2 separate regions of the Homo sapiens genome follow, and region 2 is linked to region 1. Evidence: chromatin contacts called from ENCODE Hi-C data. All regions are on one chromosome and are shown on one strand. The core of a region is the stretch at or near the end of the contact, and the rest is flanking DNA. Distances in the headings are between cores, read along the strand shown.

Evidence for each region. Hi-C counts contacts between places; a loop is a spot of excess contacts on that map. Pooled maps may share reads with other maps.
Region 2: a pooled map shows a loop between it and region 1 (17-fold over the local background). The contact joins the promoter of COG2 here to the promoter of GUK1 in region 1. A Hi-C loop is called at or near these places in 5 of 50 pooled maps.

The regions. Positions count from the first base shown.
Region 1 is chr1:228,135,736-228,143,332 of GRCh38, forward strand. GUK1 (guanylate kinase 1) reads left to right here and starts at 4,544. Exons shown (of 8, transcript NM_001159390.2): 1 at 4,544-4,628. The coding sequence starts at 4,568. It also overlaps the pseudogene RPS28P3. RefSeq lists enhancers at 4,171-4,220, 4,331-4,560 and a silencer at 4,571-5,130.
Region 2 is chr1:230,638,247-230,645,545 of GRCh38, forward strand. COG2 (component of oligomeric golgi complex 2) reads left to right here and starts at 4,235. Exons shown (of 18, transcript NM_007357.3): 1 at 4,235-4,432. The coding sequence starts at 4,361. It overlaps LOC124904545 (a long non-coding RNA gene), which reads right to left and starts at 2,451. Exons shown (of 2, transcript XR_007066935.1): 1 at 2,048-2,451; 2 at 213-1,871. RefSeq lists silencers at 4,029-4,168, 5,782-5,901 and an enhancer at 4,259-4,478.

The sequences.
Region 1 (7,597 bases), core at 3,294-5,793:
ATTATGGGTTTCTATGTCTTTTTAGAATTCAAAAATATTGCTGGTTCTTTCGTTTTTCAGATTTAGGGAAACCTTTTCTTTTAGGCTATCTATAGCTTAAGGCAATTTGGTAACATACCTTTGTGAACAAAAATGGAGACATTGCTTTTTTCTCCCTACCTGATCCTTCCAGAATTTAGAAACTACTCATGAGGATTCTTATTTTTATGACAAAATAATTATTTGTATATGCTCAATAGAATCTGCTCTTGGCTGGGCATCTCAGCCTCCCAAAAGTGAGGGATTAATCCCAGCACTTTGGGAGGCTGAGATGGAGGGAAGATCACTTGAGGCTAGAAGGTTGAGGCTGTAGGGAGCTATTATTGCACCACTGTGCTCCAGCCTGGGCAACAGAGTGAGGCCCTGACAGAAGAAGAGGAAGAAAGAAGAGGAAGAAGGAGGAGGAGAATCTGCCCTCTTTATAACAGGACACAATTGGAAATATTGGTTATATTATGACTGGGATATCGAAATTGAGACTGTAGATACAGACTTTGCCTGCAGTACTTACAGACGCATTCTATCTACACTGGCTTCCTAGCATCGAAAGATTTTTAAAAGTTCATTTTGAGATTCCTGATCTAAAGTTCCACCCAAGCAAACTTAAAAGAGCCTATGTGGTTGATGCTATTCTCACTGAACTTACCTAAATAAGCAGGGCAAGTTTGATGAGGCTAAACATTTTGCAAACAAATTAGTCTTACTCTGATTATCTCTGGTAGAAATGAGGGGCAACTGTAAAGAGAAAATGTATGTTTCAGAAGAAAGAACATTATAGTACACTTGTTCTTAGATTGTAGCCTTGTTTGTTGTTCTAGAGTTTTTATTATCTACCTGCAGAATGGACTGGACCCTGAATTCTTCTTGTTTCCTCCAACATATGTTGACAACTCTCCACCTTAAGAACAAAGCTACTAAGCTGGACAACTTGATGTAAGCATCAAGGGACAAGTCTCATGCCAACGTGTGGACCATACAGAGTTCACCAAACCATCTGTTGTCATAATCAGAGACAGTCATATTACAAATCAGGACCAGAAGTTGACCATTTTACATTGTGAAGCTTTTCCCCAGATATCCAAAGAAGACTAGCCTCTTGCCCCTCTCAATTTTTCCTTGCTCATGCCTATCTCTTTCACTTGGCAGGCTAATGCTGTAGTTAGAATTTCACACCAGTAGCTTCTGTGGGTTACCTGATAAATATATCGGGTCTGTCAGGCCAGACTCTCATCTTTATGACCCAACAGATCCTTTAGTTTACTTAGTGGGTAAGTTTGGCAACATCCCTGATGCAACTGTTTGGCATCAAAGCAAACCAGACCCACTTCTTCTCACTCCCTGCCTTAATTTTACATAGATTACCTACTAGCTGAACAGGAAGGGGTCTGTGTGGTTTCTGACACATCTTGTTGCACATGGGTAAATACATCAGGTATTGTAGACTCAGCTGCAAAAAATTAACAAACAGGCTACTTGGTTAAAATGGGTAGACTCCCCATCTGGCTTATTGTTTGATCTATTCAGTTTTCGTTGGTTGGGTTCACAGGGACTCTGGCTAAGGAACATACTCCAAACCCTTGGTATTATCCTCCTGACAGTCACAATAGTAGTCTCCCTGGTGTGTTGTATCCTTTCAAATGTTTTAAATGTTTGCATGTGACCATCCATTGAACATCAAATGGTCCCTCTTCAGCTGGAATGACACAAACTCAAAGAAATGCATGATCATGGCCAGGCATGGTGGCTCACGCCTGCAATCCCAGCACTTTGGGAGGCCAAGGCGGGCGGATCATGTGGTCAGAAGTTTGAGACCAGCCTGGCCAATATGGTGAAACTCCATCTCTACTAAAAATACAAAAATTAGCTGGGCATGGTGGTGGGCACCTGTAATCCCAGCTACTCAGGAGGCTGAGGCAGGAGAATTGTTTGAACCCAGGAGGTGGAGGTCGCAGTGAGCTGAGATTGTGCTATTGCACTGGGCGACAGGGCGAGACTCCGTCTCAAAAAAAAAAAGAAAGAAAGAAAAGAAAAGCATGATCATGAAGACACTGTAACCTATCAATGACATGTTGAGACCAGAAACCCAAACTGATAGTAACTGAGAGAGGCACTTTTAAGTTTTGGTCAAGCTAGGTGAGAGCCTGATCAAAATGGGTAAAAATTGTTTTTAAAAAATCATGGGAGGCCATTGTTTTGGACCGAGCTCTTGCACTAGGTCCCAATAGACCAGGCCAAACCAAAATTAAATCACTTATGTTAAATACTACATAAGAAACTAAATCCCAAAACAGATTAGTTTTTCCTCAGTTGGCATAATAAGGAAGTCCCTTCTTCTCTCTAACCCTTACAAAAGAGTAACCTGAAGTAAGCTAAGGTTATCAATCTGTTATTTTTCTATCTTGTTTCCTCGTTCTCCTCACCTTACAAAACCCATGGTTCTGCTATCGCCCAGGCAGGGGCTTTTTTTTTTTTTTTTTTTTTTTTTGAGATGGTCGCGCTCTGTCGCCCAAGCTGGAGTGCAGTGGCGCATCTCAGCTCACTGCAAGCTCCACCTCCCGGGTCCACGCCATTCTCCTGCCTCAGCCTCCTGCGTAGCTGGGACTACAGGTGCCCGCCACCACACCTGGCTAATTCAGGCAGGGGCTTTTATTCTATTTTGTAGAATGAAGGCTGCCTCAATTCATGAATCACGAATAAAAGCCAGCGAGACCTATGAATACATATGACATAATTTTGCCTCTGACAGTGAACTTCCCCTTTTTTTGCCTAAAAAGCTTCTCCTTGCCCACCTCCCCCAATGCAGCACCTATGGTATGACATAGCACATGTATTCCAGGTTACAATCCCTTGTCCAACAAACTGTTTTATTATTAGTATTTAAAAAAAATAGAGACAAGGCTTTGCCATGTTGCCCAGGCTGGTCTCCAACTCCGGGGCAAGTGATCCATCCGCCTTGGCCTCCAAAAGTGCTGGGACTGCAGGCATGAGCCATGGTGCCCAGCCCCAACACATTTTTTTGAAGTTGTATTTTTTAAAGTTTTACTTTTTTTCTTGCTCTCCTGCAGTTCACATTCAATACTTTTTTTTTTTTTTTTTGAGACGGAGTCTCATTCTGTCGTCTAGGCTGGAGTGCCGTGGCTTGATCTCGGCTCACTGCAACCTCCACCTCCCAGGTTCAAGTGATCCTCCTGCCTCAGCCACCCCAGTAGCTGGAATTACAGGGGCCCACGACCACACCCAGCTGATTTTGTATTTTTAGTAGAGACAGAGTTTCACCATTTTGGCCAGGCTAGTCCCAAACTCCTGGCCTCAGGTGATCTGCCTGCCTCGGACTCCCAAAGTGCTGGCATTACAGGTGTGAGCCACTGCACCCAGCCTTCAATAAATCTTTTTTAAAAATTTAAAATAATTTTTAGAAATAGAGTCCCGTGGCCAGGTGCAGTGGCTCACGCCTGTAATCCCAGCACTTTGGGAGGCCAAGGTTGGTGGATTACCTGAGGTTAGGAGTTCAAGACCAGCCTGGCCAACATGGTGAAACCCTGTCTCTACTAAAAATACAAAAATTAGCTGGGCGTGGTGGCGGGCGCCTGTAATCCCAGCTACTCGGGAGGCTGAGGCAGGAGAATCGCTTGAACCTAGGAGGCCCAGGTTGCAGTGAGCAGAGATGGCGTCACTGAACTCCAGCCTGGGTGACAAGAGCGAAACTCCGTCTCAAAAAATAAAAAAAGAAAGAAATAGGGTCTCGCTCTGTCACACAGACTGGAGTGCAGTGACACGAACACCGCTCACTGCAGCCTCGACTGCCCAGGCTCAAGCGACCGTCCCACGTCAGCCTCCCGAGTAGCAAGGACTACAGGCACAAAAAAGTTTTTAAATTTTTTGGTACAGAAGGGGTTTCCCTATGATCCCCAGGCTGGTCTCCAATTCCTGGCCTCAAGCGGTCCTCCCGGCTCGGACTCCCAAAGAGCTGGGATCACAGACGTGAACCACGCGCCCGGCCACATTCCCCAATTAATGGTTTTTGGAGAGTGGCCGGTTTGGAACGGGCTAGCGGAGTCGTTCGTTAGTTAGGTCCCTGCAGTGTAGATGGAGGACGGAAACGGCGCTGTGACATAAGCGGGAGGAGGCGGGCTGAGGCAGCGCTGTGACGTAGCAGATGAAAGCCGGGCCCGCGCTGCACTGAGGTACTTCTCTGAGTGACAAGCGGGACAAGTACGCCGTGGGCGGGGCCGGCGGGTCGTGATGTTAGTTCGCGCTGTGTGGAGGCGGGCCGGCGTGGCGCTGTGACGCAGCGGGAGAAGACGGGCTGGGAGGGCGCTGTGCTGAACGCCCCTGCGGTCGCGACAGGCCAGCGCAGGTGGAGGCGGGGCTAGCGAGGCACTGAGGTAAGTACTTCCCTAAGGGGCGGGGAAGAACGAGTGAGACATGGGCGGGGCAGTCGCCTCATGACGTCAGTCTCGCGCGCGGGCGGAGGTGGGCCGGTGCGGCGCTGTCACGTAGGTTCAGTGGGCGGAAGAGGTGGCCCCGGATGCTGCGGCGCCCGCTGGCCGGGCTGGCTGCGGCCGCCCTGGGCCGGGCCCCACCGGACGGTGAGTACGACAAGCGCGATCGCGAGGGTGACTCGGGTCGAGGCGGCAGCGGTCCCTGCGCTTTGCGGTCGCCCAGTCCACGCCGCCTCCGGATCTCCTCCTAGCCGAGACGCCCTGTGCCGCATTCAACTGTGGGCCCTGAGAACGGGGGAGCTCTGGAGGGCGGACGGGCTGGCAACGCAGCGGAGCCCGGGTCCCGGAGGGCGGGGCGCTCCTCAGGAGCTGGGCAGGCCGGCAGTTATCGCAGTGTCGAGCTGCTCCCCGGGCGTATAGGAGCGCTCGGTGTCTTCCCGACACCTGGGCGCGCCGCCAAAGAGAGCAGCTGGGAGTCCCTACCGCTGGCCCGGCGCGGTGTGCGCTCCGGTTCCCACCTCACCCTGCAAGCCTTGGGGTCCTGGGCGGATGGAGCCGGCTATTCCGGGGCTCCCAGGATTCTGCCTACTCCGCGGCACGGCGCAGAGACGGGGACTTGGGGAAACAGCAGGCCTTCCCGACGCATGGGTGTGGCATTTGGGGTTCGGATTCTCCAAAGCCAGAGTCCGGGTTGGGGTTCTTGAAGCTGCCCTGCTGCCATTCTTGAGCGTCGCCTTAGAAGTATGCCCCAGTAAGGACTGGTGTGGGAAGCAGGTGCCTCAAAGTTGATTTTGACCCTGCGTGTGGTGGGCCTCGGTTTCGTCTTTGCATGAAAGAGGTCGGTCCTGAGGCCCCGGGCTGGGTCCTGCTCTGCTGTCTTTGGGCTCATGGCCCCTTCCTGTCTCAGGCTTGCTCTGCTCTTTACCTGGGGTTGCTGTCGAGGACCCTGTGCAAGACTCGGCCGGTTTTTCTTTCTCCCTGATGGACAGACCCAAACATAGCCGCGCAGCATCGTGAAGGGCTGGGGCCTTCACTCCTCTGTGGCTCTGGAAGAGCCCGATTTCCTCAGGAGGTAAAGGAATGTTCCTGTCCCCCCCGGGGAAAGAAAGTGAAAATGAAAGCGCCCTGGCTGCTCCTGGTGTGGTCCCATTTAAAACGAGGTTGCTGAAGGCCAGGATGCGTGCTACCCGGATGTGTGCCCAGAAACCCTGCAGCCAAGAGCAGCCGCCTGGACCACCAGCCTCCCCTTCATCCACCTGGCCCAGCCCAGAGCCCAGGCCCACGTCTGGTGGTTTGTGTCTTACGAGAGGCCAGGCGGGGGCTGAATTCTCTCGGTTCTCAGAAGGTCAAGCCCTCTGTTAGCATCTCCTCGAACAGTGGGCCGGGGGCAAGGTGGTGACTCTGTTCAGTCCTTAGGATGGCTGGAAGCCAGAAGGAGGAGATTATGCCGCCACAGCAGGGAGTGCCTTTCCAGGAAAGCGGCTGCTGGGGCAGCATGGGAGCCCAGTCCAGGGAGCGTTCTGGCAGAGACCATTCCGGAACATGGATCTGCGCCGGCGGCTCCCAGGAGACCTTCCATCTCGGAGCTCCTGTGGAGACCACGTGCCTGGCAGGTCCTTACAGTTGTGGGTTGTGTGGCTTCTTGCCAGGCAGCTGATTGGAGTTTGCGACTGTGGGTTGGTGAGAGTGGAGAGCACAGAATGTTTGCTGGAATGCTTCCCTCTGCCCACAGGAAGACACCTTTGGCGCATGTGTTCTGGTCAGGGCAAAGGCTCCGTGGTTTCCACCGCAAGATTGCAGGAGCCTTGAGGCCTGGGCCACAGTTTTCTCCCTTGGGTGTGCTCCATGGAAGGTGGCTTTGGTGACCGCCCTGCCACTGGTCTCTCCCCAGGCAGGCAGGCAGCCTGTGCCTCCGCCCTGTCTCCAGCGGTGGTGGTGTGGCTGTGCTTCTGCAAGGCCCGCATCCACTCACTGTCTGCCCTCTGCACTCTCTGGCTGGCCAGGGCCCCCAGTAGTCTGCTCATTGTGCCCTCACGCTTGGGCAGAGCCGAACTCAGGGGACCCAGGAAGAGCGGAGTGTTGGCCCGTCCAGAGTTCTTGGCAATTGGTGTGTCATGTGTGCCTCGTGCCCTGTGCTGGGCGAGAGTGGGCACAGCTGCGCAGACAACGCCCTTGGCGAGGCTGGAGCCTGGACCCCTGCCTGGCAGCAGCTGGGTGAACTGGTGTCTTCTGCCTGCGGGCCCAGCCTCACCTCAATAGCTTACTGCTCCCTCAGGAGGGAGGAGGGGAGGCCTGGGAGCCTGGGCTTGGCGGGGTAAGGGTGGTGCAGGGGCAACACCTGTGGAGGAAACAGGCGGGGTTGGGGCCCACCAGCGTCTGCTGTCTGCTCTGTGCTGGGTTGCATCTGTTGGTGTCTGATCGTTGTCAGGGCCCTGTGGTGAAGAGACACACCTGCCACTTGCTGCTTGCGAGGAAAGGGGGAGATCCCCAACCCAGGAGCCAGAGGTGGGACTCCAGCACCCCCCATTCCTGGGAGTTGGAAGTGAGGCACGAGCTCCCCAATTCCTGGGCATCGGGGATGGGGTTTGGGGCCGAGGAGGGGATGGAGACCAGGGTCTTGTGGTAGTTTGGTGGGATCCTCAGAAGGTGTGGCTCTCCCCCTTCTGAGGACGCAAAAACTCCCAGAGTTTTTGGCGATTGATGTGCCACGTGTGCCTTGTGCCCTGTGCTGGGCGAGTGTAGGCACAGCTGTGCAGACGACGCCCTTGGCAAGGCTGGAGCCTGGACCCCTGCCTGGCAGCAGCTGGGCGAACTGGTGTCTTCTGCCTGTGGGCCCAGCTTCACTTCACTAGCTTAGCGCTCCCTCAGGAGGGAGGAGGGGAGGCCTGGTCAGTGGAGGTCACCACTGTGTTTCCTTCTGTGTGGGTTTATAGTCACGTAGCATCTAGGTTCAGACCCGAAGAGCTTGGAGCCAGGGGCTGGGGGGAACAGGGCAGGACCGGCCTTGGGGCAGCCCTGTCAGGCCCACCAGTGCCATGCTGGTTGTGGGTTGGCAGGGCAGAGTGACCTTAAGAAGGGCCAGCTCAGTGGAGCAACAGGACAGAAGCTCACATGGG
Region 2 (7,299 bases), core at 2,985-5,484, 2.5 Mb after region 1:
TTTTTAAAATCATAACTTTCATACGAATATAAAAAGAACACTTGTAAAGATTTGAACTCAGTACTTAACAAGAGAACTAGTAAAATGTTATCACCACTTCAAGAGACAATCTAAAGAGCAGACAAATATACAGCCAAGGATGTGCGAATGAACTTCCCTAAGATATGCAAAACTGGCTTTTTCCAAAGGAAATTGAGGCAAGATGGGTCAACTTTACTTTCACAGGATAAAATTTATTTGCATGTTTATAGACAAATGTTACTATTATTTGCATTGCTATCAGTTATGCACAACTTACAGAGTTGTAAAATAGCTTAAAGTCAAGAAAGGCACAGGATACACCATAGAGTCACATCTGGAATGGCATGCTAGACTGACTCTTTTTCCTTTGAAGACAACTGTAACCTTCTTGGTTCATTTCAAAGTCACAATTTCTCCTGTAATGCTAAAAAGGAAAAGATATTATCCCTACCATTTCTATGAGTGGGGTCTATTACAAAACATAGATGAAAGTATATTTGGGTATTACTATAACATTTCCTAGTTGATGAGGGAGATGAGGCTGAATTGGGGACCCCCCCTAACATAATGTCTTCTAATTGGCATGGGAAATGTTCACGAATCAAACCAAACCACCTCAAATCCACCCTGGAATGAGGCAGAGTTATAAACAAAATATAGAAGATGTTGAAATAGCCCAGTTGGTTCATTGAGCTTTCCAAGTCAGAGTGCAGGTCCTGAAGGTGGTGACTGTCTCCCCTGTCCCCTGCTGCTCCACCCCTACCGCCATGTCTGCCCTCCTCTAGGAATGCAGGACCGTCTGACTGTATCCTCAGCCTTCAGGTCAAGCACATGATCTGTTTAAAAATGGAAACCCTCCTATCCTTCAGTAGTGAACAAGGGCGACTCTGGTTGCTTTTGGAAAATTCAGCTGCTTTAGTCCAACAGTTCAGGAGAGGATCAGCATAAGAACTTGGTGATGATTACTAGAGAAAATGCTCCTATGATTTCCTGAGCATAATATTTCCCCTTGCAATTTTTGAGTGTTCTATAGCAAACCTGCCAAAAATGTGGAGCCTATAAATAGGGGAGAGTGGGAAGAAAAAAATGGGACCTCTCACAATGCCACTGAAAACAGGGAACTAAAAATTTTCCAGAGATGCAAAGTCAAAGGGGGATTAATATTTACTTAGAAATGAAGTAGCAGGTGCATGCTTTATAAAGAAAAGCCAAGAAAGGATGAAATTAGGGGAGAGACTGAAAAAGATGGAAAAATGTGCCAACTAAAGTCTCATTTTGAAGAAAGTTACAGATCAACAAAGGGGGAAAAACTCAGGTAAAAAGACTCCATATTATGTCTTGCATTGATTAGGCAGGTGCTTTATATGCACTTTTAAATTTTCTCTTCCTGCAAATACTATGAAATAAGTATCACTACCAGAGATGACATTCAAATATTTAACAGCAGACAAATATTTAACAGCACAGACACTAGCCAATCAGAAGCTGGCTAGAGGAGCCCCGCTAAGCCAGGCAGTAACCCTCTAATGGCTGGATCATGAGGCCAAGGTAGGGGTCAGGGCAGCAGCAGATTCTGTACAGAGGCCATTCACCAACCTTTGAGATGTTGCAATATTTACCAAGTAGCACAGCTGAAATACTGTGTGCCAGTTGAACATCAGCTCTGAGTGGAAACCCAGGGCCATGTCCTCTGGGCAGGTGTAGGCTTTCTCTCTTGCGTTTGTCCTCTGTAGATTATGATGCTAGCATTGAAGTCTTTCTTGTTGCGCCTGGCTGTGGTGGTCTGCACCACTATCTGTGTCTCCAAGCCGCAGCCCACTCCATGGGGTCCTGATGGTTCCCTTCTGAATCTAGGGAGGACAGCAGGCAGCAGGGACCCTCCATCGCTGTTGCCACTTAATCCCTTTAGCATCCTCAAGATAAGCCCAGTCTGTACAAATTCAGGTTCATTTTATTTCTAAAGTCCCAGGAACAATGTCAGAAGGGAATTACAGTGAAGAAAGAAAGAGTTCAAGTTCCAGCTTACCTAGACTTCCTGCAGAGCCTCGAAAGAGAAGGCAGGGTTGCAGACATCTTTGTTTCATCTGTCCAGCATCCTCTCCCGTGCCTTGGTACTGGGCTTTGAAGCCAGGCTGCCTGGGTTTGCAACTTGCCACTTATTAACAGTGTGACCTTGGGATAAAGGCCCACCTTTCAGAGCCACTATAGATTGGTTATTGGAATTGCTGGTTTTGTTAGGTGTTACAAAATGTCAGGGTTTTTTTTTCTTCTTTTGATGCGTAAACTGAGGTATTAGGGGATAGGAAATGATATGGTGTTTAGAATTTGCTTTAAAACATATTCCAATAAAAGGGCTGGACTCAGTGGTTCATGCCTGTAAACCTAGCACTTTGGGAGGCTGAGGCGGGTGGATCATCTGAGGTCAGGGGTTCGAGACCAGCCTGACCAACAGGGAGAAACACCATCTCTACTAAAAGTACAAAATTAGCCAGGCATGGTGGCACATGCCTGTAATCCCAGCTACTCGGGAGGCTGAGGCAGGAGAATCGCTTGAACCTGGGAGGTGGAGGTTGCGGTAAGCAGAGATCATGCCATTGCACTCCAGCATGTGTAACAACAGTGAAACTCCGTCTCAAAAAAATATATATATATATGTATATATATATATATATAAAACAACAAAAAAAGAAGGTCTCGATGCGGTGGGTGGGGAAGGGCAGAGGAGACAGGTTGATGATGGTTGAAGCGAGGTGCTAAGTACATAGGGTGGGGTTCTTGTGCTCTCCACACTTCTGTGTACTTGAAAATTTTCATAACAAGAGAAAACAAAAAATTAAACAGAAAATGAGGTTTTCATTTCCTCCAGCAAAACAAACATAACAGGGACTTAGGATGTACTTTTCCCAATCGCTCCTCTGGCAGAATATTTTGATCCTCCAGCTAGCTTCCGGCTCTTATCCTGTTCATCTGTTCTGTAGATACTGGCAGGAAATAGGCTCTTCAACAGGGCCTGCTAGGTCCAGTGCTAGGGAGTAGAGCGTTTTGGATTCTACGCCTACATTTTTTTTTAAGTGACCAGTTTTCTAGTTGAGATACTTGAAATACAAAGTCTCATGGTGAGGTCTTACCCTCTGCTGTCCCATTCCTTTTTACAGGCCATCATGGCGTTAATCTTATCTCCAAGGAGAAAAATTGGGAAGAGAGGCCTAGATTCCTCAACAGAAGCGGGAAGGAAAGGTTTGCAGAATGAAGAGTGTGAAGTGAGGTTTGTGGTTTGAATCATCCGAATGTCAAGGAGAAAAGAAGAAAAATGAATCATCATCATTTGACCACGGTATTTACAGCTAGCGGAAGGGACAAGAGGAGAAAAAAGCAAGGGAGGAGATAAAGGAAGAACGTCTCAGAATAAAATTGGGGTGGGTGGGGGGAGGAGGAGGAAGACAGTCTAAGAAATTGGTTTGGTTGCACCAGTACTGGCCACAACACAAAAATTTGTCCATTCCTGGTTGAAATTAAAAATAAATGTGCATGCACATGTATTTGTCTGCTGTGTTTAATCAGATAGCGAGGCACTCCTTTAAGCACCTTGAAGACCCAAAGTTGCGCTCAGAGGCTGCCCACCTGGAACGGAGACCGAGGTTGAGCAGGGAGCTACTCAGAGGACCCAAAGCCGCCTAGCTGACCACCTTCTTCCCTATGAGTTCCCAGTAACGGAGCCCAGTGGAGGAGACGCTACACTTCTCTGTGGGGACAGAGGCTAAGGGCGGGGGTCTCCATAGAGGCGTTAGCGCCCACCAGCGGCAGTGACCGCGCACAGGGAGGTGAAGAATGCGACCACGGTGATACGTCCAACCTGGAAAACGGGCCTGAGAACCAAAGGGCCAACTTCTGGCCATGCATAACGAAGCAGAGCAGTCTCAGGGTAGAAGGCACTGGAAAAGCGTTGTAGGACAATTTTTCCCAGTAGAAACGGTGGGGGTGGGAGGGAGACCCGCTCACCCCTTTTGACCCACCCCTGCAGCTCAGCCACGCCTCCTAGGGAGGTGGGCAGCCTTGCAGGAGCCCGCGCGAGGCTGCAGTACCGCCCTCCGCCACATGAGGGCAGCACGGCCTACCCGTGCAGCAGCGGCGGCCCCCGCGCCCCTCTTGGCCAGAGCCAGGCGCAGGCCGGCTTGCGGTGCCGTCGTTCATTGGCCGCGGCGCGGGCGCTGCCATGTTGGCGGAAGCGGACCCCCCTGTGCCGTGGAAACTGGCGGTGGCCGCGGCCGCCGAGTCGGTCTGCGCAGCCTCCTGCGTTTTCTCGCTTGGATCTTGGCACTGAGAGGCGGTGGCCGGCGGGATGGAGAAAAGTAGGATGAACCTGCCCAAGGGGCCGGACACGCTCTGCTTCGACAAGGACGAGTTCATGAAGGTGCGCGCGGCGTCCGCTCCCCGGAGCCGGGCCATGAGGGTGCCTCTGCCCTGTGCCCTCTGTGGCGGTCTCTTCGGTCGGCTGCTCCTGCCTGCGCACGCTCAGTGTCAGGTCCTCCGCCGAGACCTCGCTGCACTTCGCAATGAGTCTTTTGGCGTCAGGTTTGGCGGGTGCAGCCTGGAGAAAGCACTTCTGTAAAATCGTGCGTGTTACATGGAAAGGCCTGAAAGTTCTGGGCAAGTGGTTTTGAGCTGCATGTCAAAGCCACTGTTACCCGTTCCTGTTACCATGCAGTGCAGTCAGATTGCCAGTCCCCTTGTCGGAAAGAAGCTTGTGGACCGGGGCCTTGGAGCTCATTAAGTGTGTGTTGAATAAATCTCCAAGCCCACGTACTTTCCTAGGGACTCGGGTCGGAAAGAAAAAGAACTTAATCTGAAGTTTTGCTTAACATTCAGCTAAAGCTTCCAGAATGGGATATTTAGAAGCTTAGAACATTCTTACCGACTATTGCAGTACGACAAAGCAAACCATTACTCTTTAAAGAAGTTGCTCTACTTTTTACGTGATGCATTTGAAGAAGTTGGTAGTTGTAGGTCATAAACTTAGAGAAAAGAAATATAAACTGAAAACACTTCACTGATGATAAAGTTCATCAGGCACAGCCTTGAAAATGGCCAGGCTTTGAGTGAGAGCTGGGAGGAGCTTTGCTCCTACTTGGTGTATCCCTCTGGGTCTGCACTTAAGCCATTCAAAAAATGTTTCTATTTAATTTCCTGAGGACTAGGATTTTTGACACCTTTTAGTAGCTGCTTTCAGTGTTAAAAAGCGAAAAGTTTTAGCTGGTTAGTAGACATCTACAATTTTGAGCAAGTGAGTTGAAATCTTACTCTGCCTTTCTTGGTGACATAATGTTTTCTAGATTAATTAGCCTATCTCTTTTTGATAATATTTGCATTCAGATTACATCTCCAAAGCTGTTTTTTTTTAAAGTAGATCTGTATCTTCTCCAGTGTGACCATATCATTTTTCGTATGTAGGACTTATCTATACCCAGGAATAATGTACCTTATTCTTGTAAGTGATATTCCTATTAGACCACTGTACTAAAAGGTGTAACTTCATTAGGATGTCTCAAAGAATGTACAGAATCAACTCATTGATCCAGAAACCCTTCGTTTTGCCTACTGGCTAAGAGCTACCCTGAAATGAGGGTAGAAAGAAACAGCTAAGGGTACATGCTGGGGAGAGGTGCCCTGGAAGAGGAAAGGCCATACACGGAGATCAGGGGCCTTGTTGACGTCAAGAATCTCAGAGTACAGAATAATCTCAGTTTGTCCATCTCTTGACTTCTTAAGGCTCAACACCAGCATCTTCTCTGACTCACTAGCCCCACCACCTTTCCCACTCTGAGTTGACAGAATGCCTTTGGTAAATGCAGCTTCAGGAAGTGAAATCACAGAAATACAAGTTCTAAAATAGAACTTAGAGTGCAAACTGGGGTGGTGGCTGGAATGCCAGCAATTGCATATTTCGTGGCTCTGTGAATATGCGGTACATTTTGTAGTGCTTATAAAAGTGACAACATACATAGAAGAAAATACATAGAACAGCTGTTCTGTGTAAAATTTTGTTGATTTTTTAGGTGGAGCTTGAAGATAAAGGTTATTTGCAATTTGTGTTGCCTTAAACATATAAAACTACATATAAGTTGCACTTCCATGGCAGAAAGGATGGTTGGAACACTTGTCCAGGCTATATTTCTATGTTTGTGTCTCATTCAGCACATTTTGTAATTGGATAGGTTTTGTACGTGTGAGAAAGTTGGGATATGACATTTGCATTGGGAGATTTGAGATTGCTTGAAAATCCAGATTTAAAGTTGCTTGAAATCCACTCTCTTCTGTTATTACCTCTCTTCTGGTATTACGTCTCTTCTGGTGTTGATGGGAAACTGTGTTTAGGTTGCCATAGATCATGAGGGCATGCTAGTGCAGTGGTAGCAATTGTTCAGTCAGTGGGCATTCCATGATCACCTGCTGTGTGCAGGTTTCAATGGGCCTTGTATACTGTACTGACGGATTTGCACTTGATTTAGTATTCATTGTGGAGTTACAGTCAGGTTAAAAGCAGGAAATGACATGATCATGTATGTTGCAGTTGGAACTGACTGGTGGCGGGAGGCTACTTAAAAAGTTATTTCAGTGGTTTTTATGAGATCTGAGAAATACAGGAGGGGATAGTTTGTGGAAAATATTACGTAAATGATCAAAAAGCAGGAGTGGCAGATGAACGAATCACTTGAGGGGTCAAAGGTGGTAATGGCATGATACTGTTGACTTCGTCAGCTTAATAAAATATACACACTGAGCAACATAGTGAGAATGCATTTCTACAAAATATTGAAAAATTAGCCAGGTGTGGTGGCACATACCTGTAGTCCCAGCTACTTGGGAGGCTGAGGTGGGAGGATTACCTGAGCCTGTGGAGGTCAAGGCTGCAGTGAGCCAGGATTGCAGCACTGCACTTCAGCCTGGGCAACAGAAAGAGACCCTGTCAAAAAAAAAAAAAAAAAAAAAAAGAAAATGTACAAACACTCTTAGAGAGGGTTGACAATCAGTAGATGAATTAGGATGTAAGATACTGGTAGTAGGAGAGAGGTGGTAGGCTAACAGGGATAACTTAAACCCACTTAACCTAGGTATGCTGTGGCAATCATATCCTTCTGTCTCACGTATGACTTCATGTGTTTTACAGAAAAAATAGAGGCCATCAAGCGGTAGCTCCTTCATCTTGCTGACAGCAACCTCGTTCTTGCATTTGTACCTGTTCTCACTCCCATCATTAACCTGTTGTGTAGGGCAATGGTC